Linked DNA regions of Homo sapiens: regions 2 and 3 are each linked to region 1. A link is an interaction called in ENCODE POLR2A ChIA-PET data of the cell type or tissue named here. Cell type or tissue: OCI-LY7. All regions are shown on one strand.

Evidence for each region. ChIA-PET counts read pairs that join two places held together with the same protein. Peaks named below come from ENCODE experiments on the same cell type or tissue, not always from the same donor. Only the 100,000 strongest peaks of a DNase experiment are listed, where the experiment ranks them.
Region 2: POLR2A ChIA-PET joins it to region 1 with 5 read pairs; 1 of 35 experiments calls an interaction of 5 or more read pairs at or near these places.
Region 3: POLR2A ChIA-PET joins it to region 1 with 6 read pairs; 3 of 35 experiments call an interaction of 5 or more read pairs at or near these places.

Annotation. Positions count from the first base shown.
Region 1 is chr6:13,258,345-13,260,844 of GRCh38, forward strand. The region is part of intron 10 of PHACTR1 (phosphatase and actin regulator 1); the gene reads left to right. Among named protein-coding and RNA genes, the nearest start is that of TBC1D7, 69 kb to the right of the region's middle. RefSeq lists an enhancer at 1-319. In OCI-LY7, no CTCF peak of the experiment used is centred here; DNase peaks (open chromatin) are centred at 1,287 and 2,012; H3K4me3 peaks cover 1,334 bases; H3K27ac peaks cover 1,069 bases.
Region 2 is chr6:13,453,451-13,455,950 of GRCh38, forward strand. All of the region lies in intron 1 of GFOD1 (Gfo/Idh/MocA-like oxidoreductase domain containing 1), which reads right to left. Among named protein-coding and RNA genes, the nearest start is that of GFOD1-AS1, 32 kb to the right of the region's middle. In OCI-LY7, CTCF peaks have their summits at 1,329 (motif pointing right) and 1,529; DNase peaks (open chromatin) are centred at 1,341, 1,621 and 2,411; H3K4me3 peaks cover 1,329 bases; H3K27ac peaks cover 1,483 bases.
Region 3 is chr6:13,191,882-13,194,381 of GRCh38, forward strand. All of the region lies in intron 7 of PHACTR1 (phosphatase and actin regulator 1), which reads left to right. Among named protein-coding and RNA genes, the nearest start is that of TBC1D7, 140 kb to the right of the region's middle. In OCI-LY7, no CTCF peak of the experiment used is centred here; no DNase peak of the experiment used is centred here.

The sequences.
Region 1 (2,500 bases):
ACACCGTCTTAAAAAAAGAAAAAAAAAAAACAGTGCTTAAGCTCTACTTTCATACATTCTGATTTAATTGGTTAAGAATGTGGCCCAGGTTTAAGGTAACACAGGTTATTCTAAGGTGCTACGGGAATGAGAACCACTGACATAGAAACCATGGCAAGCGGCAGAGATCAGGAAAAGAGACAAAATGCTGTAGCAAGAGGACCAGCAATGGGCTTGAAGTTATAAGTTCAGTGTGGTTTTTGTTCCCACTAGTCTCGTGAAGGGTGATGATTGGCAGTGGTGGCCCTGCACCAGTTTTGCCTCAATCTCAGTCTTTTCCTTTGATCAGATCATGTTAAGCTTCTTGAAGACTCTGACAGAGGGTTACTTAAAAAATGCTTTGTGCTCCTAGAAAGAAGGTTCATTTTTTGCCAAAGGTACCTGGTAGAGCTCTTTATTGGAAAGGAGCAGGGAAAAGCAAAGGCTAAATTTTAGTTTTTAAGGTGTGAGGAGAAGCTAATAGCAAAAGATAAAACATGGTCTATATTTGATGGCAGAGCTTTTTAAATCATCTGTGCGTGGTCATTCTTGCTGATGTTGTTTTTATATATAGCTCTAACTGAAAGCCTAGCCCAATTTCTGGCACATAATACACGCAGGGATGGTTGGAGGAGTTAAGCTAAAGGTGACCAAATCTCCTGAGTCACTTTAAAGTGGTGGAGCACTGGACATTTGTCTTTTATTCTGTATTTCCTAGCTTTTTGGCATCACAATGTTTTGGCACTCATTTTGATGGATTCTTCTTGTAAAAATAGCCTTGTTGAAATGACTGTCTTAATTTCTGTTGTAATTAACTACCTTAATTTCTGTTATAACAACTCAGATACTCTTTCAAAGTGGAATCATCCTGACATGGGGTTTATGTCCAATAATCCTAATAATACTGAAAATGTTCACTGTGCAGGCTCTCAACCGTCTCACTGTTTTGTTTTTCAATGGATTTGATGCCTAGTAATACACACAGTCCCATCATTACTCCAAAAGTGATTTCCACTCAACATGACCAGCAATATTACAATACTTTTTTGGGTTATTATCTCAGTGTCTCATCTTAGCCACAGGCCATTGCACTGGGGTCATAGCCTCCAGAGAATAAAGCCAAAAATATTCTTTTAAGCGTAACCTGTTTATCTATTTCAGGTAAGGGATTTTTTTCAAGTTACCAAAAATAGTATTTCATGCTTTGTACTTATTTTTAAAAGGGACTTTCACATCTAATTCTCCTTTGATCCTCCTGACAGTCCTACACAGCAGGCGGGCTAGATGTCATTATGACCATTTGTCATATAGTGAAATTGGGCATGGAGGGGTAAGGAGATGTCATGTGCTCAAGGGACCTTCTGATGAGTGGTGCAGGCAGGCCAGGATGCGGGCCTCAGGGCCCCAGTTCATCTTCCCCCCTCTGTGCTCTCTCCTCTAGCCAGGCTAACTGTTCTTAGCTTAAGGGGAATGACAGAAATTTGAAAATCATTGATGGAAATGCCTGGGAAGAGCTGGGCGTGCGGATCAATAGTATTAAGAGTTGTTCTGCTCAGTTTGCAGAGAGAAAAGGGCATAGTACTGAGGAATAAAAGCAAAACTGCTGTTCAGCCCTCCCAGCAGCCCCTCTTCTGTGGCAGGAATGCCTTCCCATACGCCCAGCATTCTCATTCATCCCATGGGCACAACTCCAGGGGCGAGAGATTATTAATTTGTTTAACATAAAAAATCAAATGAGCCCCTATTATGTGCCAGCTGCTGTACTAAGTACTAAGAACACAGAGATAAATAAGATGTAATTGGTGGTTTTGGAGCATTCATCGTCCAACTGAGAAGATCTTCATGTACGCAGGTATCACCAATGTAATGGATAAGGCCATCGTCAAGATGGGGAACTCCATAGACAGAACTACTACCTCTGCCTGGTAGAATCAGAGGAGGCATCTCAGCTTCCCTAAACTGTGAATGTGCTACTGGGTTGTCCTACTGTGAATAAGGGAGTGAAGGTAAATGAGGCATTGTGGCCAGGCTGTGGTGTGGAGTGAATTCAAGCATTATTCTTAGCGCAATGTCAGGCGGTGGAAGGCTGGTAGCAGAGGAGTAAAACAACCAAGCTATGTCCTCCCCGCCTCCCAACTTCTCCTCTGCCCCTTCTTAGCACTAAAATACTAAGAATTTTGACCAGGACTGGCAGTTAAAGTATTCTCTTTGTTCCATCGCACAGAGATGAAAAAGCTGAGGCTTAGAGAGGAATGCCGTCTCATTCAAGATCTCACACTTGTTAAACAGCAGGCTGACCCAAGCTGGTGACTGGCATGCATCATACTGCCCAAAGCCACTCTGAAGGATAGGGCACCCCTGGGCTTTTATCACACCTGAGATCTGCTGAGTAGCAGGAATTAGGAAATATTAAGAGAGAAATATGAGACTATTAGTCAAAGGTATCATATAATAGAGAAAGGTTTAGTAAAATAAGGGCTCC
Region 2 (2,500 bases), 200 kb after region 1:
CAGTATTCAAAACACAATGCATAGTTGCAGATTTCCTAGAGTGAGCAATTATTGAGTCATTTGAAGATACATAAATCTAAAAATTCAGGTGGCAATGTCCTTATTCCTTTCAATTCACCCTTTTTAAAGCATCCTCAATAAAACTATATTCCCATAACTTTAAACAAGCAAGTCAAATAGAGGTAGTAGCAGAAGTGACAGAAGCAACTTAGATTTAGTGAAAGCTACAATATGCGAAGTATTCTTTAAAGAACTTTATGTGTATTAAATTATAACCTGTCAACCATATTTTAAAATTTGTTCATTTTACTGATATGGAAACAAGACAGGCAAGTTGCCTAAAGACACACAGCTAGTAAGTGGCAGCTGTCAATCCCAGGCCATCAGCCTCCATAACCTATGATCACATGACCTCTCACATAAGGGGAACACAAAACCCCCTTTTGCTTTCATTATGGGTTGAATTGTGTCTCCCCAAAAGATGTCACAGTCCTCACTTCCAGTACCTGTGAATGTGACCTTATTTGGAAACAGAGTTGTGGCAGATGTAATTAGTCAGGATGAAGTCATGAGGGTTGGCCCTAATCCAATATGACTGGTGCCACCTATATAAAGGAAAAATTCAGACACAGGCATGCACACAGGCAGAACCCCACTGAACATGAAAGCAGAGACGAGGTGATGCATCCTCAGGCCAAGGAGCATCAGAGACTGCCGGCAGGCCAGCAGAAGCCAGGACAGGGCTGGAACAGACTCCCTCACAGCCCTCAGAAGGAACCAGCCCTGCCCACACCTTGATACCTCCAGCTTCCAGCCTCCAGAACTGAAAAAAATTAATTTCTGTTGTTTAAGCCACCCAGCTGATGGTACTTTGTTACGGCAACTCCCGGAAACTAATATAAGCCCATCAAACTGCTAAAAGACATTAGCTAGAATCAGCAATGCCAATACATAATCCTGCAGAAGGCATGTGCATAACATAATAATTGCACCTTTGTTGGACTGAAGAGCTAAAGATACAGGACATTAATGCGGCTTCCAACTCACTGGCATGCCCCCAAGTCCTACTTCCTGGCCTTTCAGTAGCTATGTCTTAAAAAAAGAAAAAAGGAAACTAGAAACCCAAAAAACCAAGTGAAGACACATTTCCATGCTACCCGCCAGCTCCTCAGAATGAGCAATGCCACCACTCCCGTCCAGGAGCACACATGTTCCCACACTCACACATCAGCCACAAAGCAGACACTTCCCACTCTCTGCCCCGCAACCCACTGATGATATTCTCCACCCTCCCACAGACAGTGCATGAGTCACAGACAGCAGGTGGCAGCTGGGGACCACTGTCAATGCTTCCCAGTCCTTCTGTGGGCTGCAAGAGGGGGAGAGAGGTGGCCCCACAAATGGACACCAGAGCAAGAGTTTCGTAGAGGGAGGGGAGGAATCTTCAGACCCCAGGATATTAGCATCACCTCCTGGCTGTCACTCACAGCAAATTTCTGGTTGTCTTGATATCAAAAACCTGAAAGACACTGTAAAGGCATTTGGATGAGATTTTCCACCATCTGATGCAGTTGCTTCCGCTAGAGTTTAGGGTTTCGTCATCTGAGGTCTGCTGATCTAAATCTCTCTGCACGTGTGCCTGACACACCAGGGCTCTACACACAAACACACACACCCACACACGCACACACACTGGCTCTTGTCCCTGTAAGAACATAGCCTCCTGAAACAGCCCCAAAGCCTGGCAGTGAGCAATACACCCAGAGAGGTGCGGGGTGGGTCAGGTTTCTGACCCAACCCGAACTGAGTTTTGTGCTTGGGGTTAGCTCTTTTAGAAGTCCCTATCACTAAATCACCTTGGTAATTCCAGATGCCCATCAGGGATTTTGTTTCCTGAGAGTGAAGCCAACTCTGGACTCACAGAAACTGTGGGGAATGGTCCCCAGCCGGGTGGCTACCACGAATGGGAAAGCCACCTTGTCATTGGTTTGAATTGAATTATAAAAACACCTGGGATGCGAACACAGGTTATTCTAAAGAGAAAATCCTATGATATTCACCAAGGGTTGACAGTTTGACAGAGGGATGCCTAAAACTGCAGGCAAAGGAGTAAACATTAAGCCAAAACGGTAGCCCACCAGACGCCCTGCTACTGCCTGTCAGCAGCACCCCACATGGGCCAACTTTCTGTGTGAAACAAGGAAGCCCATTCAGAAGAGAAATAAATGTTTCAGCCAAATTAAGCACAGACACCCACACAAAGAGCTCTATTAGATCATGACAGGCACAGAAGGTCACCTTGCCCCATGACTTGCCTGCACTTAGGCACTGGAACACCCACCTACTGGAACTCTGCTAACAGGGAGGGGGACTCATTACCCGGAGCATCCTCAACTCCCAGTCGGTCACAGTTTAACACTGGCCTCGTCAGCCCTCTTGGTACAGCATTGTCCAATAGACAGGATGGGAGTTTACTAGAGGCATACCTCTGTCTTGACTG
Region 3 (2,500 bases), 66 kb before region 1:
TTGTTTCTATTCTCAAAATGCAGAAGTTTTTTTTCTGCAGTGCATACAAGGACTATCTGTTGATTAAAACAGTTTTTAAAGGATGCTTTCTGCTCTGATTTCTATAACCAGGGCAAAGAGCGTAGCAAAATACCTGTCTTTTTTGTAGCACTGTTAGGTTGGAGATTTAATTCACTCAGCACTTATGTTTTCAATGCCTGCTATGTGCAAGGTGTTCTGCCAGCCCTCATACAATGTACAAAAATGGTTAAGGCCATCAGCGGGAGGAGCTGCAGGCTGTGATAAGCTACAGAAAATGTTTAATAGGAGGAGATGTAAACATGGCTCTAAATAAATTCAAGTATAACAAGTCAAATCCTTTTGGAGGAATCAAGAAAAAGCATCATTAAGGAGGAGTTATTTAAGACAAGCCTTAAAGATGAGTGGGATTTTGACAGGTAGGATTGGAGGAGGAGGTTGTTCTTAAACAAGATGCAAAGGACACACAGGCACGTGGGTACAAGGCTTATTATGTTCAAGAAATAGCAAATAGTCCTATCAGCAGGGATGTAGGATTCTTGTGGTGTAGTAAGGAAAATTGGGGCTGAAAAGTGGATTGTGGTGAAACTGTGGAGAGCTGTGAATGTCACGAGGAAGGATTTAACTTTGTAGAAGGAAGTTAGCATCTTTTGTGCACTTTTTAGCAGCAATTGCTTGATTTCAGCCAAGCATGTCTCTCAATTGTTCCTGTGAATAAGATGGACAGTAATGCTGTTCGATGGATTTATAACTGGATGTATAAATAAACTGGGGCATGTCCAACATCAACATGAAATTGCAAAGGGCACCAAGCTTCCTTCCTTTTGCATATTTTCTAAACATCCCAGGGGTAAGTTTCATGAGGGCAGGGATTTAATCTGATGTGTTCCCTGCTGAGTCCTTAGCTAATGCTGAACAGGAGGCTTTGTGAGGGAGAGAAGCCCTGTTGCTGAAGGAGGAGTTTGATGATCTTTTGCCTGTATCTTCATAGCAGGATACTTGCATTTTAGGGAAGTTAGCAAAATGTTCTCCAGTTCTAAGTTCTGCCATAAATTAACCCTGATTCCCCTGTATTCTGTAGTGTTTGAAGGAAACATGATAACCTAGATGTAAAAGCAACCCCTTTAAAGAGTAGCAGTTAGAACATGACAGTCATCCATATTGGTCAAACTCATGGTCCAGCCGTAGTTCTCAGGCCGTACACTAAGAATTTTGGAAGGAAACAGGCATGCTCTTACACACACCAACTACAGACAGTTAGACCAGCCATTAACATCATTGTAAATGCAAAAAATACGAGTGTGACCTCCAACAGTGAATAAATATCATCCTGCATCCAAGAGATGCAAGGTAAGAGATGAGCTGCAGCCATCCTTGTTTTTCCTTTAAAGTATTTATGGATCTAGCTTGAACTTACACTGTCACCATGAATATTCTACCTCTTAATAGCTCTCTGTGTATATATATATATATATATATATATATAGTTTTGGGGAGTGTATGTTGAGATGCGGTCTCACTATGTTGTCCAACTTGGAGTGCAGTGGCATGATCATAGCTCACTGCATCCTCAAATTCCTGGGCTCAAATGATCATCCCACCTCAGCCTCCCAAGTAGCTGGGACTATAGGCATGCGCCACTACTCCCAGCTAATTTTTTAAAATTTTTTTAGAGACAAGGTCTCTCGATGTTGCCCAGACTGATCTCCAACTCCTGGGCTCAAACAGTCCTCCTGCCTCAGCCTCCCAAGTAACTGGGACTACAGGCGAGATCTGCCACATCCAGCTCAGTATTTTCTTTTATATGATCTCAATTTACTTTCAAACTTCATACGTCTATCTCCTGTTTTGCATGTTTTGAGAGCAGATGAATGTGTCGATGCTCACCCTGATGACGTGGTGACTTTGATTTGATTCCCTATCTGCTTGGATGAATGAATGATCCTTTCATCTCTCCATCTCTGCATTTCTCACCCTCCTTTATGCCTGTCCTGCAGAAGGCCCAGGTTCAACAGCACAGTGATCAATTGAAGGGCATTCTTCTCTTCCGGTCTCCCTAGGAGCAGCAGCACCAGTCCATGGCTGCAGACATAAACAATATGATGTGTTTTTATATAGGTGATTTATAATTTCTCACAAAATACTTACTGATCCTCTCAACAGGTGTTTGTTCCATGATTAGAAGGACATCTACCATTTTGACTCTTTGAGAGCAGTTTCCTGGGCTGGGCGCGATGGCTCACGCCTGTAATCCCAGTACTTTGGGAGGCCAAGGTGGGCAGATCACGAGGTCAAGAGATCAAGACCATCCTGGCCAACATAGTGAAACCCTGTCTTTACTAAAAATACAAAAATTAGCTGGGCGTGGTGGCGCGTGCCTGTAGTCCCAGCTACTCAGGAGGCTGAGGCAGGAGAATTGCTTGAACCCAGGAGGTGGAGGTTGCAGTGAGCCAAGATCACACCACTGCACTCCAGCCTGGTG